Regions from separate parts of the Mus musculus genome. Here regions 1 and 2 are each linked to region 3. The links are chromatin loops, found by intact Hi-C in ENCODE. Cell type or tissue: heart. All regions are shown on one strand.

Region 1 (8,000 bases), 270 kb after region 3:
CTCTCTGGGTCTCTGGCCTCACAGTCTTCCACTGTACAAGCAACCTCCTGCCTCAGTCCCAGGACATACATGTAGCCTCTTAGCCTACAAGGTTGCAAGTGCTCAGTGACTGGCTACTCTACATGGAGCAGGGTCAAGATGGGAGAAAGTGTCCAAGAGGACCAGAGACCGTCGAGGGGCCGGGGTGTTTCTAAAGGGGCCTCTCTTCTCTAAAATATCAAGTGCAAAAAGGAGGCTCGGGAGAAAATGAGGGCCCTAATCTTTGGGCTCTAATCTTTCCACAGCAGGGTAACCCCAAGCCCCAAGCCATAGCTAGAGAATGACTCCATGTTCAGAGTGTGACCACACTGTGTGCATGGTGCAAGGATATGCGGCAGGTGAAAAGAACTCATACTGCCACTCCTGACACAACCCGGTTCTGCAGACAGATCCAGGGGAGTGGAGGAGACAGACGGAGCTGCCCCAAGAAACAGCAAGAGCAAGGGATCACTGTGGGGATGGAACGCAGCTCACTCCCACTTCCATCAAGATGAGCTTACTGGCACAGTGGGTAAAAAGGGCATGAGTCCTGGCAGGGAGGGCAGGGCAGAGCACCACGGCAGGGATGGAAAGGCCTGAAATAGCACCTGGGAGCTGAGGGTACAGCCGGTCTCCGGGGCTGTGGGCAGAGAGCCCTCTCTGTCCTCAGCTGCCCTTTCTCTTGGTTCCAGGAGCCAAGAACCGAAAGGGATGGAGGGAGAAGCTGCCACCTCTGTGAGTCACTGCTGAGGGGCTGGCTTGGGATTAGGAGGATCATGGCCTCTGGCCTGAGGACTGGACTGTAATGCAGAAGTGGGCCCACGTCTGTCCAGCTCAGCTTGTCCCTCCAGCAGCTCCGTGAGGCCCAAGAGGCACTGGGAGGGGTGAGTCACTTTTCCAAGGTTTCCCCAAGGGGAAGAAGCCATGCTGGCTTCATAGATGGTGAGCCTATGTCTGGGGCTGGCTTTGGTAAGCAGGCCTTTTTCAGGGGCAGAGTTAGGCTCTATGTCTCCCAGGGCAGCCTTGTCTGGGGGTCTGGATAGGAAACTGTCAGTGATGGCCCTGGTACCCCAACCCTCCCTGTCCCGTCTGGGAAGCCTAGAGCTCAGGACACCGTGCGTACACTGTCTCGCACTGCCGCTCTGCTGACAGGATGTCACAGGTGTGGCTCACAGGGTCCCTGGGTTATAGCAATGAAGGGAGTCAGGTTGTGTTGAACATCTGCCATGTGCCAGGGAGCTGACCTCATAGGATCGTCTGTCACAAAGCAGGAATGGAGCACTACTGTTAACCCATTTCACAGACAAGGAAATCGAGGTACAGGGCAAGGCTAGGAGGGACCTAGCTACCCTCAGTGACAATGTTTCTCTGGCTGCCAAGGACTAGTGTTTGCAGTGTATTGTTCCTTCTGCCACTGAGAGGTGACAATGGAAGGGCTGCTAGCTGAGAAGAAAGGACAAATGTCTAGGCAATGAAGCAGATACCTGCACCATTCATGACAGACACGTGCACACACCAGCATGTACTACCTGGCCCTCCAAGCCCCGTGCCCAGTGCTCTGCCTCCAAGGAGACTGGATAAATCATCAGCGTCAGGGAGAGAGCGGAAGGCACGAGGCAGCCACACTCTTGCCGCCTCAGGGGCTCTGTGCTTCTCTGGGGGTAGCGCTCACCTTCGCATCCTGCTTGGTGATGAAGTCCACAAAGCCGAAACCGCGGTGGGCACCTGTCCCTGTCATCTTCTTCGGCAGGCGCACTGTCTTCAGTTCCCCAAAGGTGCTAGAGACAAAAAGGCAGACATCAGAGAGTGAGCGCTGGGGGCCTAAGGGCTTTGAGGGACACCAAGGGCTCTGGACCCCGTCGGTTACCAGAGATTGCTAGCTGCGGGAACATCCACTGCCTGGCTCGTTCATGTGCCTTCCTGCTCCCCCATACCCAGCCCTCTCTCCTCTGCAGGCGTGGCTTTCTTCTCCCTGCTGGCCACCACTTGGGGGAGGGAGGGCACCATCAGGATGGAAGGTGCTGATGGGAAATTTTTGGTGTCGCTCCTGCCACCTGGGGGACACCTTGACACTTGTTCTTTCCCCATGGGGATAGGTCTTGAGCAGGCCGTGCCAGGCCAGGAATTTCCCCAGCCAGTGCAAGGGGATGACTATGGGAGTCAAGGCTCTTGGGTGCACGGTCAGTGGGGTCCCCTGACCTTTCCCAGGCAAGCCTCCATATCCGGGACCGGGCACGTGCCAAGCCTAAGCTGACTGACTCCAATCCATGAAATCTTTGCTGTTAACCTAGAACCTGGGCGCTGGAGATGCCCCGATGTGCAGGGATCTGAAGACACACAACCCCTCCTTCTGAGCTGCATGTCCTCTACAGCTTCCTTTGATACCTGCTATGCCAGGCAGGCAGTGTTTTGGGGCAGAAAACCCAACCAGGGACCTGTGGCCTGGACCACCCTTGGGGTTGACCCTCTCCTCTCCATTGAGTTAACCTTTGAAAGACTCTAGGACAAAGGAAATGAGCTTCCTCAGGGTCGCTTGGCTGCATGCCCCCACCCCAATCCCTTTGTAATGTCCATTTATCAAATATGTACGCACACACTGCCACTGATAAATATTCAATGCGCTCTGCATTTGAAGAGAGGTCTTATTTTTATTTGAAAATCTATACTCTCTGGTGGCCACGGGGTCCATGCATCCATACACCGTGGTTTGGGATGCTTCAGGCCAAGGACCGATTGGGTAAAGAACACAGTGCAGGCCATAAGCCCTCACACAATGATGTAAGTTAAATCTGGGGCGTTAACCTGCAGCCCTGCCAGCATGAGCCGGCATCCGCTGGCCCCATTTCTGAAGGCAGGGCTGTGTGTAAACGCAGCATTATGAAGCCTAAAAATGAATCGGCACGTCCAGCTCTCCCTGTCAGCTCCCCCCATCCCTACGCCTGTGCAGGCCTCAGGGAATGGAGCTGGCGACAAGGCTAGCCTCCCCAGGATGGGAAGGAAAGAGGCAGAGGGGAGTCTGGCCAGACTCTTTGCTGAGAGGGAGCTCTTAGCTGATTTGGAGGGGGGTCGGAGTCTGAGCAGGTCAGATGAGAAGCCTGGAGAGCCACCAGTCAAACAGCCAGCAAAACCTTGCTTTATTCTGCCACCTAAAGGCCTGCACGTCCCACGACACACGGCCTTGGGTCCCTCTACCAGTCTCTATGCGTGGGTGGTGCTGACAGGAACAGGGAGAGCTGGGGATGGCTGAGGCAGGCTCCCAGCCTGGTCCACAGAAATGGCTCATTGGTCACTGGTTCTCTAGGTCACCTGTGGGGACATTGCGAGCCCAAGTCTGAGGGCTTGGCATCTAATGTAGGAAGGCTAGATAGATGACATGGGGCAGTCAGGCTGGTTGTCTGACAGAGCAGAGGGTGCCAACACCCACTGCTCTCCAGCTCTCCAGCCACACTCCCCTCATCTCCAGTACGCCTGTCACAATGCCACTGCCCATAGTGAACCAACTAGAACCACCCAGTCTGTGTGTGTGTGTGTGTATGTATGTGCAAGCGAGTGCAATTCTTCTAGTGAAAGGACCCCCACTCATCTTGCTTGTGCCGTGCCTGCAGCCTGGCGCCCAATGTCTGCCCTGCACAGGTTCTGCCAAAACCACTTCCAGAATGACCAACAGCAGGAGACAGCCGGAAGAGGCAGGGACTATGAAGAGGGGCTGTGGAGTCCACCACCCAAGTCTTTCCACCCTGCTTTACAAACAAGCCATCCAGGGAAAGCAGCCCTGTTCTGGGTGGGAAACAGCAGAGGGTGATGTCCCCTGCTTGGCCACAGGATGGTTAGTTCAAGCCTGCCCTGTTCCCCACAGAGACAAGCCAGAAGTGGGACTTCTTCCTTCCCCAAATATGGCTAAATCCAGGGTGAAGTGGTGTATGTGTATGTGTGTAAGGTGGTAGCTAGTCCTAGTGACCCACCCAGGATTGTGGGGGCAAGGGAGAGGACCATGTGCACCTTCTTTTTGCCTGGCTGTGTTGGGGTAGGGAGCAGGGAAGGGAGACAGAGAGAGGGAGAGGAGGGCAGGGTTGGGGATGGCTGCTGAGGTTAATGCCTCCCCTCCACATCGCGCTGTGAGCGTGGATGCTCGGTGCATGGTAAGCAGCCGAGGGGCCGGAGGAAGCAAGGAAAATAATTAAAAGGTGGAGAAAGAAGCTGGTGAGGAGGCGGAAGGAAGGGGCCGGGCTGCTGTGGTCTGTAGATGTGCATCTCAGAGTGCGGTGGCGGGAGCCAGGACAGTCTGGAGCCACCATGGAACTGGAGTGGGGATGGGAGCTGGGGGCCTTTGGGAGAGTCCACAACCTAGGCTTGGGGCTTCTAGACTGAATGGCCAAGGAACTCGTGCCTAAAGACCCCAGGAGCTTCAGGGGGGTGATCCTGGTAAAGAGCCAGGCTGAGGAGCAGCTGAGAGTTAAGAGTTAGAGCTTAGGAAGAACTTACCAGTATGTGAGGACACTTCTAGAAATGTAGACTGGAGGCTTCGGAACACTGTCATTGTCCATTACTACTACTGTCACCTCAGCGACAAAGGAGCCCCCCACCCCCACCCACCGCTCAGCTCTGAGACCTGCCACCCCCAGATGTAACAATGCTCGCTGGGGTCAATACTGTCACCACCTCTGGCTGACAGATGAGAAAAGCATGGGGCAAAGGGCGAAGGTGACAGACTGGGGTCTGAGGGGAGGCTCCTGCCCTGGGTGCTCAGGTACAGGGCTGGCCAGAGACCGGCCCTGGGTGCTTGTGCAATGCAGGGTTGTGGGAAGCCAATGCCGAGGATGGCGGAGAGATAGCCAAAGAGAATTAAGGAGGAAAAGAGAAGGGTGGGGGAGGGAAGAAAAAATAAAATCAATGAAGTACCTTTCGTTCCAAGGAGATAAGAGACATATAAATACCAGCCATTATGAAGGTTCTTATCTGCTGGCCTGGTCTGTGAGGCCGGTTTTTAAAAGAGGCCTTTGAAGGGACTTCCATGTGAACCCTGCCTCCTGGGAGCCAAGGCCACGGTCAGTGGGAAGAGGCTGGCTGGGGGCCACCAGGGGCCAGGGATGGAGGAGGAAACGTGGCACCTAGGGATTCATCCCCAGCCCAGTAGGCCGGGGGACGGAGCTGCACATGCTCCCCACTGTGTAGATAATAGAAACCACAAAATAGCAATTACTGTATCAGAAGCTGTGAATAAAGAGGCCAGAGCGGGCTTTTAAACACAGCCCTCCTCCCCTCCCCCACCCGCTCACACTTCCCTAACAAACTCACACCTCACTTTTCCAATTATTTCATTCACCCTGGGTTCACCAATTACGCCTCCCGCACCACGGCCCCGCCTCCTCCGCCAGGCTGCCACCACCAGGATTGGTGGCAGGTCGGTGGGTTTTCAATGACAACTGGAGTTTGCTGTGGGTGGTTCTGATTTCTTCAGGTGTGTGGGGTGGGACGAGGCACCTATGACATGGGCCAGTCGTATCTGGTGCGAGGTGGGTGTCCTCTCTCTGTGGGTCCCCTCCCCATACAGGCACTATCCCTAGCCCAGACTCATTACTTGCCAAGTAGATGGGCTCAGAGGAAGGAAGGGAGGGGAGGGGAAAGGGCCCTGTACAGCTGAATTGAGTGACATAACTGCTCTGGAGCCAGAGCCTGGTCCTGGGCCGTGGAAATAGGCTAGGAGGTGGGCCCATGTGCACCCCACCAAGGGCTGGATGTGGTACACACTGGTTCAAGTTCACGTGGGAAATCCATTCTTAGGTCCTTTCCCTACCTGCCCTCAAGGCATTGTGGAGGCATGTGCCACCACCCAATACAAGGAAGAGGAAAGGCGGTATTGTGACAGGATAAACTGCAGTATCTTCTTGCGGTGAAAAACTACTTCAAATGTGGCCCCCCGCTCGAACTATCATGCTATACGCGTGCGCACACGCACACACACACACACACACACACAAACACACACACACACACACACACACGGTGTGGCGCTGCAAGCAGCGGCTGATACATTCAGTCCCGTGCATTCTGCGGCATGAGAGAAGACCTGGACTATGGGACTCACATGGCTCCTGAAAGCAAGGCACTGTAGCCTCTGCTTTACAGAGAGGGAGGAGACCTAGGTGACAGGGTTCATGATGGGTGTCTGGTCCCCAGGCCTGCAGCTTGGCTAACGGTGTCCATGGCTCAACCTGCCTACTACCAAGTAGCCAGAAGCCAGTGGAGCCATGCCTTGTGGGAAAAGTGGCTGTTCTTTCGCACTCAACAAACAAGGGCTCGACGCCTGAGAGGTCTGATCATTGCTACTTGCTCCCACAATGCCACTCTAAGGGAGGGTGCAGATAATTCGAGGATGTGCAAACCATTCCCATCATGGCCCATGTGAGGCTGGCAGCTGCTCCGATAGCTTCCCTGTCCCTTAGAGTCCTCGTGTGGCTGAAAGTCTCACTGGGCAGCCAGAGAGCCTAGCAGCAAGCCTGGCTTATGGGCAAGGGAGGGCATCCAAACAGCCCACTTTTGCTGGGATGCAGGAAAACCAAATCTGATCTCTAGTGAGGCAAATAAGCTAAAGGCCACACCCACCCCACAGCATATAACAGATTCGGCATCTCAGACTCACACTCTCAGTGCTGAGGGACCTTTATCTTTCTTGTCCAATCATTCCCTGTCCCTTCTCACCTGTTAAGGACCCACAGTGGCTTTCCCTTTGAGTGTGCACCAACCCCAGGGCCTTAGCATCAGCTGGTCCCATTACTTAAAGCCCCAGACCCAGGTGTCTACTCATTCAACTCTCCCTCTCTGTCATCTTCACAGCTCAAAATCTGCCCCTGCCCCTGGTGCCCACTCTGCCCTAAGCCACTATGAAGATTGATACCATCTGAATAGCTTATCTGTCTTCCCTTCCTCAGCTAAAGACAGAAAGCATACTCTGACACAGCGGGGTCCCGTCACTCAGCTGAGTCTAGCGAGCTGTGCGTAGCACTGAGGAACACCCCCACCTCTCTCTAGATGCTGATCAACATTATGTGTTCTGAGTGTCGAGCACAACCCACCCACTGTCCACTTAGGCACTCACATTCAGGCAGAACGTTTGGTCTCTTTCAGATGCTGTCCTTGATGTAAGGTGACCCATGAGTCCTCTACTCTCTGAGTCTGGTAGCAGGAGAGAGGGGCCTGTCCCATACTTGTTGATGAAACTGTTTCCACACAATGACCTTCTCAACTACTTCCTGCCAACCAGGAAAGAGGTGGTCCCTCCAAAGATGATCTGGGCTAGGTGTGACACCTTAGTGGGATGCGTCCACTCCCACAGCCAACCAGGCGTGGGCAAGCAAATGTGCACGTGTGAATGGCAGTACTGGGTCTGCTCTGCAGAAGTGATGGCCCAGGGTTGGTTAATGGAGTCTCTGCCTCTTTGTCCTCGCTGGCTCTTTAAGAGTGCCTTTTACACTGAGCCCTTCCAATTACTCGGCGCTTCGGCCTGGTGAGAGCCGGTGTAAAAGGTTACCTAGTCGCCATCAGCCAACACTCCCTTTCATTTTTGTCTCTTGAAGGCTGAAAAATGGCCTGGTTTCCGAGCAAGCGAGAGGAGCGGAGGGCAGCGTTTAACGTCTCTCAATAGCCTTTCATGGGGCCCTTGCCGGGCAGGCGCGGCCTCTGCGTTTTCTAGATGAGAGATCGAGGTCTGAGTGGTTAAACGGAGTCTCTGAATCTAAGCTGGAGCTGAGTTCCAGGTGAGCTTAGAAGCTCCAGGAGGGGATGCTGAAAGGCCGCCCTGGCCTGACTGAGCCTCCACGGGTGACTGTGGGCAGAGGGGATCAAGTTTACTAGAAGTCCCCAGTGAGGAGTGGCCGGTGGCCCAGTGCTCCACCGCTACCAGGTCAGTCCCTGAACAGGCAGGTCCCATATTCCCCAAGAGACTGTCAAGAGATGTGAGTCCCTTGCTACCTGGCGATCCAGAG
Region 2 (8,000 bases), 230 kb after region 3:
CAAAGGCCCAAGCCAACCTCAGTCACTCTCTCTGGGCTGGAGAGATGGCTCAGAGGTCCTGAGTTCAATTCCCAGCAACAACATGGTGGCTTGTAACCAATCATCTGCAATGTGATCTGATGCCCTCTTCTGGTGTGTCTGAAGACAAAACAACTGCAGTGTACTCATATACTAAAATAAATAAATAAATCTTTGAGAGAGAGAGAGAGGGAGAAAGAGAGAGAGAAAAAGAGAGAGAGGGGGCTGATGAGATGGCTCAGCGGTTAAGAGCACCGACTGCTCTTCCAAAGGTCCTGAGTTCAAATCCCAGCAACCACATGGTGGCTCACAACCATCCGTAACAAAAATCTGATGCCCTCTTCTGGAGTGTCTGAAGACAGCTATAGTGTACACACATTAAATAAATAAATAAATAAATCTTTTAAAAAAAAAAAAGAAAAAGAGAGAGAGAGAGAGAGAGAGAGAGAGAGAGAGAGAGAGAGAATGGACTAAGCCCCTGAAACAGCAAGCCAGCCCCAATTAAATGTTTTCCTTTATATAAGAGTTGCTGTGGCCATGGTGTCTGTTCATGGCAATTGGATTCTGACTAAGACTCCCAACTGCAGCGTAGAGCCTTTCTTTCTCAAAAAGTGGTCTCTGCTCACCCACCTTTTTCTTGAGGATTCTCGGAGGTAGAATCAATCCCAACATTTAACTATTTCTGAGATGCTGTCTCTCCTCATTGGGGAGGGGGGGCTTACTCATGAGATGACGTCTCAGGGCCCAGAACAGTTTGGGAACTGAGGGCTCGCTCCATAGAGAGTCGGCTAGCTCATCCAAGCAGAGATGCTAGGGTCCATGTAGTGGCATGTGGCTGTCATCCCAGCCCTTCAGAGGCTGAGAAAGGAGGGTTGTGAGATCAAGCTCAGCCTGGGCTACATAGTGAGACCCTGTCTCAAAACAGAAAAGTAAAACACTAAAACCAAGCCAAAAAAAAAAAAAAAAAAGAAAGAAAGACTGTTCTCTTCTTTGGTCACCCCACGGACTTATGTGAGGAGAGGGGATGTGGCCCCAGCATCCAGCTTGTGGGCCTCTCAACCTCAAGGGGGGTTGAAATAAGGGCTTAGATGAGACCCCTCAGGCCAAGCGTGGTGGCGCACACCTTTAATCCCAGCACTCGGGAGGCAGAGGCAGGCGGATCTCTGAGTTCGAGGCCAGCCTGGTCTATAGAGTGAGTGCCAGGACAGCCAGGGCTACACAGAGAAACCATGTCTCGAAAAACCAAAAAAAAACAAAACAAAACCCAACCAACCAAACAAACAAAGAAACAAACAAAAAACCCAGAAGAGACCCCTCAGGGGATACCCCAAGTACAAGGGGATTCAGCATCTGCTTTTGAGCTGGGTCGTACATCCAGCTGCAAACTGAACACAAATTATATAATGTGCACTGTTTTCGTTTGATGTTCTTTGACTTAGGGTTTCTATTGCTGGAATGAACACCATGACCGAAAAGCAAGTTGGGGAGGAAAGGGTTTATTCAGCTTACACTTCCACATTGCTGTTCATCACCAAAGGAAGTCAGGACATGAACTCACACAGGGCAGGAACCTGGAGGCAGAAGCTGATGTAGAGGCCATGGAGAGGTGCTGCTTACTGACTTACTCCCCATGGCTTGCTCAGCCTATGTTCTTATAGAATCCAGGATCACCAGCCCAGGGATGGCTCCACCCACAGTGGGCGGGGCCTTCTCCCATCAATCACTAGTTGAGAAGATGTCTTATAGCTGCATCTCATGAAGACATTTTCTCAACCGGGGCTCCTTCCTCTTTGATGACTTTAGCTTCTTTCAAGTGGTCACAAACCCAGCAGGTCTCTCTCTATGTAGCCCAGGCTGGCCTGATCCTGCCTCAGTTTCCAAGGGACCCGGATCACAAGTGTGTGCCACCATCTGTTGCTTACGATGGCATGCCCACCTCAGCCTGCCCGAGACCCCACCGGGCATTAGATTCTGCCGAATGGAGCACCATGATGCTAGAATCTTCCAACCTGAATTATATATTGGTGAAAGACAGAAGTGACTTCTGCAAATCGTCCTCTGACTAAGCATGGTTGTGTTAAATAAATACAGTGTTTATGTTCAACTGAAAAAAAATATGACCCAGACTTTAAAAGGCTGCTCCCTTGTTAGGAGCAGGAGGTATGTGCTTAGGACATGGGCATAAGAGCACACACACTCTCGGGGCTGGTGAGATGGCTCAGTGGGTAAGAGCACTGACTGCTCTTCTGAAGGTCCTGAGTTCAAATCCCAGCAACCACATGGTGGCTCACAACCACCCATAATGGGAATGGCATGTCTGAAGACAGCTACAGTATACTTATGTATAATAAGCAGGAGCAAGGACTGAGCAAGTGGGGTCAACCGGAGTGGATAGAGGTCCTAAAAAAAAAAATCAATTCTGAACAACCACATGAAGGCTCACAACCATCTGTTCAGCTACAGTGTATCTATATACATTAAATAAATAAATTAATAAGTCTTTTAAAAAAAAGAGCACACACACATACATATTGCACACATACATACACTTGTGCACAGCCACATATATGTGTACACATATATGCATACATATCACACTTCAAAATAAAAGAGGTGAGACCCTAGGATCACTGACACAACCTCGTGGTTCGTTCCTCTATCCTGGAGATATGAGGCTTGCAGACCAGTGGTCAGGTGGGCTCACACTGGAGCCCAATGCTTTCCTTTCAATGTGAACCTGGCTTTGCTAACCCACGATGACCCAGCTATGCGGAGGGATCTGACTGTCGCTTACACACAGACCTCACAGCCCTGCCCAGCCACAAGGTCTCATGGCCTGTGGGAAGGCCACCATGGCTTACCCTGGGTCACTCTGGCAGCTCCTACTCAGACAGCCCTGTCTAAGTGACTGTCTGTCATTAGGTCATTAGGTCATTCCCAGTGAGGCCTGCATGAGGGGCACCAATATTCGGAGTATTTGTTGTGCACTGCTGCCTCCTGTGTGGGTTCCACTCTCTTCTTGTCTTCCTGACATGATGTTCCTCTCCCCTGATATGGATTTAATTCCCTCATGGTCTGTGGGCCTCAGGGTCCACTCAAAGCTCCTTTAAGCGCAGGGTCTATGGATCTGCCCCTCCATTCAGAGCCTGGAGTGACCTGGCTCTTGGGGTGCCAGTCCACCCCTGAGCTGAGGACCCCTAGTGTGACAATCTGCTGTCCTTGGTAAGGGGAATGGGAAAGCATTGGGGGGCAGGTCTGGATCCCCACCCCACAAGCCTTCTTGTGCTCCATACTCCATCTATATAATATCCCAGTTTGGAGCCACGGGTGAGCGTGTGGCAACAGAAGCAAGGCCAAGCATCCTTTAGGAAGGTGCCATGCAAAACCCCCTCCAAGGCCTGGGACAAACCCATCACTCTCCTGCATCTCCCCTCTGTGGAACACCTTGGCCCACGAGCCTTGCGTGGTGGCCCCACTGTTCCCATAGCCACGGCTGCTTCTGCGCAGCCTGCCTAGCCTTTGGGGGCCAGGGAAGGCAACTCAATACCTGGAGCCCAGGCAGCGGCCTGCTGTATAAGCACGGGCTCCATCGCTGCAGGACTCCCCTGGGAAGCCAATGGAGGAGACCAGATCTGGATAGCATCTTTTACTAGGGGACCAGAGGGGCCCTCCAGCCCAGTGGAGCCTGCAGAGAAAGGCAGGTCCCTCCCTCTCCAGCAAGACTGTTATCAAAGAGGGAATTTGAATAAGGAGTCACCGTCCCCCACCTCCACCCCACGGTTTCCAGGCGACATTGGTGTCTGTTGTGGTTCGCTGTCATACAAACCCTTTCCCCGTAAGACAGCGGGTCCCACGGGGACAAGGGGCGAGGTGGAATATTTTATCAGCCGGGTACATGTGTAAGAAAAAACAGGCCTGAAAAGCCAAGTCTCGTTTTCCTGAAAAGGGTGAAGCAGGGAGGGGGCTCTGGTGGGATTTGCTCCACACCAGGTACAGGCTCCCACACTGCAAAGTGATGGCTATTCGGAGGCTGACTGGGAACAAGTTTAAAAGGCATCTGGGGACACACACACATACATACACACACACACACACACAATACATACATACACATACACACACATACATACATACACACTATATATACACACATACACACACATACATACACATACACACATACATACACATACACACTATATATACATACCTACATATACATATACACACATACACACATATACACACACTACATACACACACATACATACACATACACACACATACACACATATACACACATACATACACACATGTATATATGTACATATATGTGTGTACGATAAATATAGGTGAAAGGGGAAAATGAACATTTTAAAGCTGAGGCTGGGTGTGGTGGCATGTTTTGTTAGCTCCAGCACTTGGGAGGACGATGCAGGAAAGAGAGAGAGAAGAAATCTTGAAACTAAAAAATAAAAAGGAGAAGGAAGGGAGGGAGGGAGGAAGGAGGAAGGAGGGAAGAAGGAAGGGAGGGAGTAGAGAGGAAGGAAGGAAGGAGGGAAGAAGGAAGGGAGGGAGGGAGGAAGGAGGGAAGTAGGAAGGGAGGGAGGAGAGAGGAAGGAAGGAAGGAGGGAAGAAGGAAGGGAGGGAGGGAGGAAGACTTGAAAATCACACATGATTGGGAGAGACTCTCCTGAGACTGGGGCCATTTTCACATTTATAGACTTTTATACCGTTGAGTTTGTCTGGTTTGGATGGAGCTTGACCATGTAGCCCAGGCTGTCTTTGAATTGGCAGTCCTCCTGCCTCAGCCTTGAGTGCTGGGACAATGGGTGTCTGCCAGGTGCTCCATCTCCACTTGAAGACTTCAGGTGCCTGGGCTCCTGGATGAGCGAATCTCGGTGGGGGCGGCCTGACTTTCCGCTGGGTGGCAGACTTGAGTCCATTCTGCCACCCAGGTTCTGGTAACATTTCCTCTGGCTAGTGTGGCCTCCCTTGGGGTCAGAGGAAACAGGGTCAGGCTCAGGGTCACTGCAGTAGAACAAGTCGGTAGGCCCGGCTTCGGCTCTGTGCCACCTGCCTGGCTGAACGCCGTTCTCCAAGGGGCCTAAAAGACTAGGGGGAGTGGTCACCTTGAGAAGCGCTCGCCTCGGGCCTCGCTCGCTTTGCCAGCGTGTCCTGTGAAGGTGACCACCTTACAGGTTGCCGCCTGCCGAGTGACAAGCAGAGGGGCCACTCGCGCACTCACACCGTGTGTCCCCCAAGGAGTCTGGTCCATCACCACCCTGCATGTTAGGCTAGCCCGGCAGCGGCAGCGGCGGGGTAGGAGAGACAAGAGCTCACAGCATGGTTACAGATCAGATCTGGGAGGCTGCTCTGTGCCTTCTCGGGGTGAGCCCCCCAGCTCATCTGGAAGTTGGTGAGATTTAAAGCAAAACAAGTGGCTCCGGAAGGGGAGGAGGGGCGGGGAGAGGGGAGGTGAGTGGAACCCATCTGGGCCAGGCTGCACGTTGAAATTGCCCCGCATTAAAAATTCAGCGGCCGGAGAAGTTTCCAGGGATTTGTAGTAATTAGATGACAGAATGCTGGCAAACCTCAGGCTTGCCAAAGATGTTACACAGGGGTCAAAGACTCCACACTTTCGGCGGGGTAATTTGTAAGTGTCAATCACTCGCAGCCATCAGAGAGAAGCTGATCTGAGGACTGCATTCTAACGAAGCTACTGCAGCCAGACCCAAGCCTGTGACTCTAGCTCAAGTGCCCACAGTGGCTGCTCTTCTGCTGGGACTCAGACCCAGGCCTCCAACTTCTGTCTTGAGTTCCTCCCCCCCTCTGTGGAGAGATCCCTGCCGAGCTGGTACCACCCGAGGGGTGAGACATAGGCTCTCTGCCTCTGTAATAGGGCAGGTACTTGGTGTTAAGAATGGATGGCTCTGCACATCCTTAAATGACGTCTCCAGCGCCTCCATACAGGTCAAGTCATTTCCTAGTCAACACCCCACAAGGCAGGCACCCACTGCACATGTCTTATTCTTAGCTCCAGTGAGGAATTTAGAAACCAGAGAGGCTAGGAGACCACACAGCTTACAAGAGAGTCCAGGCCAGAAGCAGGCTGAGCAATTGCATGTTCCACTGTATACCACCTCCCCCCCCACACACACACACAACAGCTGTGTGACAGTCTTCAGGTCTCAGTGTTTACATCTTTGAAGTGGGGGCAAGAGGAATATGAAGAAGAAATGTCCTCTATAGATGCACCCATTCATTCCCCAACTGTGTATCTTGGCTGGGCACCACAGTGTCAGAAGTAATCCAGACTCTGAGCTGGAGAGATGGCTCAGCAGTTAAGAGCACTGACTGCTCTTCCAGAAGTCCTAAGTTCAATTCCCAGCAACCACATGATGGGTCACAACCATCTGCGATGGGGTCTGCTGCCCAATTTGGGTGTGTCTGAAGAGAGCAATGGTGTACTCACGTACATAAAATAAATAATTTTAAAAAATTAAAAAAGTAAAAGAAAGAAACAGACCCTGTCCTTGCGGAACATGAGAGAAGAAGAATGTTCAGTAAAGTGCAGTGTGTGTGAGGTTGGTAGGTGTAGGACACATGGACTTAGCCAGGGTGGTGGGACGGGGGGCCTTCCTTCCCATCCTCATGGAGCAGGACTTCCTTGGAGATATCTTGGAGCAGAGGGTCTTTGACTGGGGGGGGCAACAAGGCCAAGTCCATGCTGTGTGGGGACATCAAGATGACCCAATGGCTAGAATGGGAGGGAAGAGTCAGGCTGGGGCAGGGCTTAGTGGGTCTGGTAGCTACGAGGTCCCCAGTTCTACCCAGGCATGGTTGGTGGTTCTCATGATAACAGAGGCAGGGTTGGCAGAGTTGGGGCAGCTGTAACATCGTTGAGAGTGAGAGTCTGAGAAAACAGACCAGGTAAAGCCTAGCTTGGATGCCCTGCTAAAGCTACGAGCTCTGAGCAGAGTCGGGTGGGGATGGTGGCACCTGGGGTGAGCCAACTGGTCAGCAGGTGTGAGCCTGCAGAGGCAGGGGCCTCTCTGGCTACCTCAGTCCTGTGGGGGAGCTACAAAGGAACGTGGAGAATCCAAAGGAAGGTTAATTCTCTTGCAGCCTATTCTCTCCCTCGCTCTTCACACCTGACATAGTATCTTCTATGTCAGAGCACTGGATGTGGAGTCCAGCAGACCCAGGAACTGAAGCGTGACCCTGCTATTTCTAAGCTGTGTGACCCTGGGCAAAGCTATAAACCTCTCTGAGCCTATGATACTCCAACCCCCCCCCCCCACATACACACTAATAAGTCACAGGTAGGTGTGAGAAAGGCTGCGGGGCTTCAAGCTCTCTAGTGTCACAGGGTCACAGCCTCTAAGAATGATAGAAAGGATAGCCTTTGCGGGTTCCTGGAATGTCCTAAACAGTGAATTTGTCCCCAACAGTGTCCCAAGAAAAGAATTTGGAGACCCTAATTGAGTTTAGGAAAACGAACTCAAATGCTTTGAACAAGAGCCCACAATTTCAGCCTGTGCCTTCATTGTGAGCTGTGGCCCTTCCCCAGCAGGCTCTGCATTCTTCTGTATGAAGACACAGCTTCATCCTTCCTCCGGGGATGAGTCAGGTTGAGCCCCTGTAAATTCCTCTCTCAGAACCCTCCCTGAGTATTCAGCCATTTGTCTGGGGGAGGGGCAGCAGAGAGAGAGGGGGGGAAGAGAGAGAGAAAGAGAGAGAGAGAGAAAGAGAGAGAGAGAAAGAGAGAGAGAGAGCTTGATCATCCCCTCCCCATGCCTGGGTCTCCATCCCAGCCTCTGCTTCGGGTCCAGCCGGGCTGAGAAACCACTCAAGGGGAAAATGAGAAACCGTGGGGTTTCACGGGTGGCAGCGGCTGGGCACCCCACCCCCATCCCCGAGCAGTGGCTCTGCAGCTGCTAGCCTCGGTGGATGGACAGACAGACAGAGCGGTGAGAGGG
Region 3 (8,000 bases):
CATCCATCCATCCATCCATCCATCCATCCATCCATCCATCCATCCATCCATGAATCCTTCTGTTCACCCTCTATGCATACACCCTACACTGTAGCCTCTAGGCAGCTATTCTGGCCTCCTTTCTGGGCTCAGGGACAACACACTCAGAGCTCAAGTCTTTGACTGAGCACCTGGCTCTGGCCTTTCTCTCTTCCAGGAAGCTCCCTGTACCTGCTAGGTCTGGACCTCCTCCTGCAAAGTGGGAGTGAAATTACTTGCCTGGGAGGAAACTGAAGCTCGAGGGAGAGACTAGTTAAGGAGTTGAGGCAGTTGGAACAGGGTTGCACTGTAGTCCAGCAAGGGTGGGGAGTCCTAGGGGCTTCTGGGGATCTTGATGGATGTGGGGCTTTGTGGGTTTCACTCTGGCTATGGGTGCTGGGGACCAAGACACACACATCTTAGCAGGTGTGTCCCTCTGGTTCTACTTCAAGAAAAGAATTGTGGCTTCTAGGAGACAAATGGCCTTCCCACTCAGCCTTTCACAGACTTTGTTCTACCAAGTTTCCCTGGACCTCCACTGGCACCTGCAGGACACTGTCTTGGGGCAGGTGAGGGTATAGTCCTTCCTCGCTGTGGCCCTGGGCCCTTGCAGGCATCTGGGATGCTAAAATGCGCTCATGAGAGCGGGACTGAGGTCGGCCAAGTGAGACTTTCTCAAGAACTTTCTTGTTAAGTTGTCTGGTGTGTGTATGTGTACATGTGTGTGTGTGCATCTGTATGTGTGGTGTGTACATGTATGTGGGGGTGTACATGTGTGCGGGTGTACTTGTGTGCGTGGGTGAGAGTTGGGGATGGGGTCCAAACACAGGAACCAATTCCCTGAACCTTTCTCTTCCGTCCCAGCGTGAGCTCTGCTGTGCCCACGAATGGAGCTCCCTGATGCCCTGGGACTCAAGTGTCCCACACAGACACGTGGCTGGAGTACCTAAGCAGCTGGAGACTCCTCTCTCCTCTCGAGTCCCCTCCCCTCCTCCTCTACTCTTCCTCTTTCCCCTTTCCATCCCTTTCCCCATGTCCTTCCTTCTTTCTTCTCCTTACTTCCCCATCCCCCAGCTGCTGTCACAGCCTGTCTTCAGAAAAGCCAGGGACCAGTCCTCAGCTTTCTAAACAGGACTCTCTACAAACTTCACACACTGCCAGAAAGCCATCAGGGGTTCTGGTGGAGATGGGGTTGGGGTTACAACCCCCCTCTCCCCACACAGTGCTTTTAGAATCTACCACAGCCAGGGCACCCCAGAGGAACAGAAAGGGAACCCGATGCATGTGTGGGCTGAGTCATAGTTGTGTGACCTTGGGCAAGTCCCTCAACCTTTGTTAGCTTCCTGAGGGGACAACAACACCTTCCAGGATGCTTGCAGAGAAGTCACTGGGAAGGTGTTTATTCTAGTGCTCCGGAGCCAGCAGGAAGTAGGCAAGGCCTGATAGGTTTGTTAAAATCAAAACAACAAAACCCACACAAAACCAAGCTGCTCATCTGGTCAAGGAACTAGAGACTAAATATGGCTCTGTCTAGACCAATGGCTCTCAACCTTCCTAATGCTGAGACCCTTTAACACAGTTCCTCATGTTGTGGTGACCCCCTGCCCCCAACCATACAATTACTTCATCGCTACTTCATAACTGTAATTTTGCTACTGTTATGAATCACAATGTAAATATCAGATATGTGACCCCCCCCCCCAAAGAGGCCATCTGCAGGTTAAAAACCAATGGTCTAGAAGGTTGTCATGAACCTGAAAGATGTTCTGAGCTGGCAGGTAACCCCATGGCTGTGCTCTGAGCACAACGCTGGGCTTCAAAAGTCAAAGGAAGACCAACAGAGTCTCCTAACTGGACCCTTGGGGCTCTCAGAATCTGATTCACCAACCAAAGAACATACAAGGGCTGGACCTAGGCTTCCTATTCATATCTAGCTGATGTACAGCTTGACCTTCATGTGGGTCCTGAATAACTGGAATGGGGGCTACCCCAAAAGCTGTTGCCTGTACTTGGAATGTGTTCTACTAGCTGGGCTGCTTTGTCTGACCTCAGTGGGAGAGGAAGCACCTAGTTGCACAGAGATTTGAAGTGGTAGGGTTGGGGTGCGGGGTGGTGTGTGTGGGGAGGGAGGATACCCAGGAAAAAGAGGCTGGACAGACCTCTCCTCACCACAGTGCCTGGCATTCCGGGTGATGGGTTTTTCTGCCTTTTGTTGATCTGAACGCTCGATACAGTTCTCCATAATGAGCAGCTGGCTGTTATCTGGTGACGACCTAAGAGCTTCTAAGAGGTGCATGCAAAGGGGAAATTTTGGCCACCTTGCAGGAATCTTTCGAGGGCCACAAGGACCATGGAACAGGTTCCTCTTCTTGAGCTCATTTCAAGCAGCTCATTCTCCCTGTCCCCAAACCCTCTTCACCGATGCTAAAGTGGACCAGCTCCCCCTCCTGAGCGTGAGTGACAAGGGACCCAAAGGTGGACACTTCCACTCATTTCCACACCGTTTCTGCCTGTCTGGGCCTATCAGGCCTAAATAGGAAGGGAGGGAATGAAGCAGTCGTCCCAGCTTCTGCTTCTCCAAGATAGGAAACTGGGGCAGAGAAGAGAGAGGCTTTGTTTTTAGGTGTGGTCTCAGGTCTCCTAAATCATATTCAACCCGAGTGATTAGAGTACTCACTCACCCAGAATACATGAAGTCATGGGTTCGATCCCTAACCCCCCCCCCCACAGCAGTCACAGTGGGGCACACCTGTAATCTCTGTGCTAAGGAGGCATTGCCTCAAGTTCGAGGCTAGCCTGGGGTTATATAGCAAGACTCTGTCCCAAAACACAAAGCAACGGCAACAGCAACAGCAACAGCAGCAGCAGCAGCAACAACAACAACAACAACATCAACAAAAGTCATAGCCATTTCTGTCTGTCTAAAGGCAGTGCACACTCCACAAGGCTTGAAGAACCACAGGCTCACTCTCCAGAACCCGTCCTCCCCAGCAGCCTTAAAGATGACTGTACCTTGCTGGGCACATGACCATAGCATTTTCTGCTTTTGTTTGCAGCCATCTGGAAATCACATGCAATATAAATAGGGATGAACTCAGAATCCCACGCTGGAGAGATGGCTCAGCGGTTAAGAGCACTGACTGCTCTTTCAGAGGTCCTGAGTTCAAATCCCAGCAACCACATGGCGGCTCACAACTGTCCATAGCTCCAAGATTTGACACCCTCACATTCAGACATACATGCAGGCAAAACACCAATGCACATGAAATAAAAATAAATAAATAAATAAAATTAAAAAAAGAAGAAATTAGAATCTCTCCCAGTCCCCACCCCCTCTATGAGACAAGGTCTCACTATGTAGCTCAGACTGGCCTAGAACCTGCTATCCTCTTACCTCAGCTTCCCAAGTGCTGGGATTTATAGGTGTACATCCGGAATGCTAGACTACACTTCTTTTTGACATAATTGAAGGAGACAGAAACAAGCACCTGTTCATTTCTCAGTCATCCTGAAGACCTACTATGCACCTGGCTGGCTTGTGATCTGGATCAAAGCACCAGAGACAATTGTCCACTACAGAAAGTCCCCAAATGGGACTAGCAAGAGGGATCAGTTGGTAGAGGCGTTTGCTACAAAGTCTGATGCATGTGAGTCCCATCCCCGGGATCCATCTGGAGGAAGGGTCCCAAATGTTGTCCTCTGGTCTCTGCACACACATACACACACACACACACACACACACACACACACACACACACACACACACACACACAGAGTAAAAAAAAAAATGAAATAAAAAAAGGAACAAAACTAAAGCTAAAGCCACTAGCTTAGTTGTCCTTAACCTTCCTAAGGCTGTGACTTTTTAATACACTTCCTCACATTGTGGTGATCCCTGACCATAAAATTATTTCTGGTGCTACTTCATAACTGTAATTATGTAATTATAATGTAACTATCTGTGTTTTCTGATAGTCTCAGGTGAGCCCTGTGAAAGGTTTGTTGTCTTTTTTTTTTCTCCTGGGGGTCTCGACTCATAGTTTGAGAATTACTGCCCTAGTGGGTGGGGGAGGGGTCTTTGTAACTGTCAAGTTGTAATTTTGGGGACACCTACCCTGACTCTCAAGATACTGGATGAAAAAAAGACCACACAGAGTTGAGGGAAAAAAGAATTTTTTTATTAATCTTTCTTTTTTGTTAAAAAAAAGTTGATTTTTTTTTGTTTTTTTTTTTGTTTGTTTGTTTTTGTATTTTTTTGTGTGTGTTTTATTTTGTTGTTGTTGTTTTTTTTTGTAAACCTCTTTCTGGCTCCCCTCCCCAACTCTGCCCCACCCTCCTCTTAAAAATATAAAAATGTCCAGCCCCAGATAACTAGAGTACAATAAATAAACAGTAGACACAAAAACATACTTTATTTGTTTCTTCTTTATACAAAATAAGGAAACTAGAAGCGTCCGACTTCCAAAAAAGTATAATACTGTTCGTCCTGATGGCCCAGCCTCCAGGTCCCGGGCAGGGAGAGTGATCCGTGGGCAAATGCTCAATGACTTGGCGCCCGGCTCAGGGTCAGAGCAGGGTGGGAGGGTTCGAATCCTGCCAGGCCCCTCAGACTCAAAGTATGGAGGAGCAGGGAGTTGGGCTCAGGAAGGCCAGGCCCAGACCGCGCACCTTCCTAGACAAGCTGACATTGAGCCACCAGGGGGCGCCAACTCGCAGGTGGATTTGTCTTCCTGCAAAGCCACCATTCACCGGCGGTCCTCCTCATTTTTCTTCTCTGGCTGAGCTTTCCTCAGCTCGCTCGCGCTCTCTCTCTCTCTCTCTCTCTCTCTCTCTCTCTCTCTCTCTCTCTCTCTCTCTCTCTCTCTCTCTCTCTCTCTCTCTCTCTTTCTCTCCCCCTTTCAACCTCTCTTTCTTTCTTTCCTTCCTTCCTTCCTTCCTTCTTTCTTTCTTTTTTTAAAAGAGAAAGTGAGAAATAGGATTTCACAATGCCTCGGCTCGCAGGGAGGGGTAGTGCCATGGTCTCCGCTCCTTGGCCTCATCCCCCTCTCTTAGTTCAAGGAGGTGATGATGGGTGGGGGATCCGGAGGGCTTCTAAGATGTGCTTGGAATCTCGACCCTTCAGAATATTGACTTTGGTCCCGAGAAATTGCGCAGGCGCGTGCCAAAGCTCTGAGGGGTGGTGATGCGAGTGGCCTGGTTGGGTGCGAACCCACGAGAGGACTCTTGAGGCTTACCCAGGCGGCGTCCCGTCCCGGGCTTGGTGGCAGGGGGACAACTCAGCCCCTCGGCCTTACCATACGGCCGCTTCGTTGAGCTCAGGGTTGGGGTGCGACAGGGGTCCACTGTAGCCGCTGGTGCCGCTCATGGGGAAGGGCGGGCTGGGCCCGCCGCTGAACACCTCTCCCGGCATGGGGTGCAGCGCACCGGGCAGGCCCGGCTCGGGGCTCGGCGTGTCCGGATGCGAGATCATGTCGGTGAATCTGGGGTTGTCCGCGCCGTGAGGCCCGGCCAGCGGCGGTTCCAGCGCGCCCAGCGGCGTCGAGCCAGGTCCCGATGCTGCCAGGAAGCTGGAGTCGGCAGGGGACTGCGCCTGTGACGGCGGACCGTGCGCGAAGAAATCGTAATTGCCTCCCGGAGCGTAGTAGTCACTTTGGTAGTCTGCGGGAGGGAAAAGGGATAAGAGACCGTGTGAGGACAGACTGCCAGGGCCGATAGGGACCTAGGGGACCACGCGAAGGCGACTCGAGGATGCGAAGGCCAGGGCGCCCAGATAGGGCTGTCAGTACATATATGCTGAGGGTGTGTGAGAACATGCCACTGATTCTAGGTTAGACCGAGACATTGGGTGGCTCTGAGAGACTCAGGGAGAAAGCCTTGAGGTTGGGAAGAGGACCGAGGAGGACCATGGGTAAGGCTGGGAAGTAACAGAGAGAAATAAACGGAGAGACCGAGGGACTGAGAGAGACATAGATACTACCAGGACGCTGAGCAATGAGGGACACAGGCGAGGGAGGCGAGAAATCGCTGGCTCCCAAACACACAGAGAGGAGGAAATAGCCCTAGAGGCCAGAGGCGTAAAGTCAAGGGAGAGATGGAGAGATGAACCGGGTTGGTGGGGAGGTGATAGAAACTAGTCCCAGACGTGTCACCCTACTCTGAACAGCTAAGTACACGCAGAGGCGTAAGCGCAAGTACAGGAACAAACAAACAAACAAGCCGCGGTAAGGGTGCAAGGTGAAAGAAAGACTATGTGGGTAAAAAGACAGATGGGCACAGAGATAGAGAGACAGTAGACTGAGAGGAACAGGAATTGCCTTAGGCTGGGTGGCTTTAAGAAAGGAGCCTGGGGACCGAATGGCTGCTGCCAGCTCAAAGCACCAAAGTGGTTCAGAACGGGGTTGGGGCCCCAGCCAAAGAAGCAGGACCCGGCAGCGGCCAGAGCGCATGAAGCGGCGCTTTGGCCCAGGGCGCAAAGGGCGCAGAGCCAGGGACAGCGTCAGTGTCTTCTCTGGCATTTTTGCTAGTCTTGCCTAGAATTGAGAAAGCCAAGCTCAGTGTCTGTCACTGAGGGGCCCGAGGTCAGGGCCACTTGCGGGTTTCGTGTGTGTGTGTGTGTGTGTGTGTGTGTGTGTGTGTGTTTGTGTGTGTTTGTGTGTGTGTGTGTGGGGGGGGGCGTCTAGAGCCTCATGAGCCTTGCTAGGACACCCAGGATATTCTTGAAGTATTTGGGGACAGAGATCTTTGGAAGAGAGTTGACACAAATAAATGCACATCCTTCCCACAAATTCAGGGATGCAGGATTCATAGGTCAGGCGTTCAAACCATCACAAGAAATTGCTTTTGTGAGCACCCTCTGGCCTCCCCATTGATCACAGTTTCTTCCACCTCCAAATCGGGGCCCCTCCAAGATTAGGGTGCAGGACCCCACCAAAAGGAGCGCCTAACAGCCTGTTGAAAGAGACAACTCGCTTTGTAGAGCAGGGAAAACCGGCGACCTAGAGGTCAGGGTCTCTTCTGAAAACCCGCACCCTTTGCTCAGCCCTGGGGTCCGAGTTCACCGGCGGGTTCTGGATGTCATTGTCACCCCGCCCCTCTTTTTTCTTTTTCGGAAACCCTGAAACATATCCAAATCGGGGGTGGGGGTGGGTGGGAGGAGGGTTGTCTGGAGACCTTCCTGGAGTGGAGGTAGTTAAGGTAACAGCTAAAACGGCCGCCAGTTACTTTTTGAAAAAACTCAAATTCCATTCTGACCGAAAGCGAGGAAGGTTGAGAGAGAGACGAATTTGGGGGCCCTCAAAGGAACGGAAAGGAAGCGCGCTAAGCAGGGAAGGCCGTGGCTCTAGAGCCGTGCGCGCCGCCTCCGCCCATATGGCGGCCGGGCCGGAGGTAATTGGAACAAACGCTGTCTGAAAAGGGCACAAAAGCCGCAGCTGGGGCTTTGTCCGAGCTCCCACGGGGAGCCGCGGGCCCCGCCACCCGGCCCCTTTCTCGCCCGCTGACGGCCGCCGCCACCGGGATCTCCCAGTGCGGATTAGGCGGGGCTGCCGGGCTGGGGGTTGGGGGGCAGCGCCCCCATCCCCTTTTCAGAGAAAAAGAGGGTTCTGGTGTTCTGTCCCCCACCCTAACCCTCAGGTCTGCAGAGAGGGTAAGGTCGGCAGGATTAGATCAATGCAGGGTGGGCTGGTCTCCCTGAAACCTTGATTAACTACTCAGGTTGGGGCTGGGGGGGGTTGTTTCTAGGCTGGTACCGCCCCCACTATCTCCGGGCTTCGGGTCAATTTTTTTTTTTTTTTGGGGTGGAGAAGATAAGCTAGGTGGAAAGATTAGACACCCTAGGTCACGCCCATCGCCCCACAGTTCCGGCTCCCCAGTCCGCACCCCCCATCCCCCGGCGCGCCACCACATTAAAAATCACCGCTTCACGTTTTGCCAGTGATTTTCAGGGACCTTGGACTGGTCTACAGATGAACTTTCCAGACTTC

Evidence for each region. Hi-C counts contacts between places; a loop is a spot of excess contacts. Peaks named below come from ENCODE experiments on the same cell type or tissue, not always from the same donor. Only the 100,000 strongest peaks of a DNase experiment are listed, where the experiment ranks them.
Region 1: it touches region 3 in a loop (4-fold over the local background); 2 of 42 quality-filtered maps call a loop at or near these places.
Region 2: it touches region 3 in a loop (4-fold over the local background); 3 of 42 quality-filtered maps call a loop at or near these places.

What each region holds. Positions count from the first base shown.
Region 1 is chr5:120,169,655-120,177,654 of GRCm38, reverse strand. Rbm19 (RNA binding motif protein 19) reads right to left here. Exons shown (of 24, transcript NM_028762.1): 22 at 1,691-1,796. Among named protein-coding and RNA genes, the nearest start is that of Gm10390, 34 kb to the right of the region's middle. In heart, a CTCF peak has its summit at 3,165; DNase peaks (open chromatin) are centred at 614 and 3,284; H3K27ac peaks cover 916 bases.
Region 2 is chr5:120,208,436-120,216,435 of GRCm38, reverse strand. No RefSeq gene overlaps it. Among named protein-coding and RNA genes, the nearest start is that of Gm31836, 23 kb to the left of the region's middle. In heart, a CTCF peak has its summit at 4,935; a DNase peak (open chromatin) is centred at 5,046; H3K4me3 peaks cover 1,008 bases; H3K27ac peaks cover 409 bases; H3K27me3 peaks cover 3,843 bases.
Region 3 is chr5:120,437,634-120,445,633 of GRCm38, reverse strand. It overlaps Lhx5 (LIM homeobox protein 5), which reads right to left. Exons shown (of 5, transcript NM_008499.5): 5 at 4,177-5,676. The coding sequence ends at 5,309. Among named protein-coding and RNA genes, the nearest start is that of Lhx5, 9.7 kb to the right of the region's middle. In heart, a CTCF peak has its summit at 4,700 (motif pointing right); a DNase peak (open chromatin) is centred at 4,663; H3K4me3 peaks cover 1,714 bases; H3K27me3 peaks cover 7,107 bases.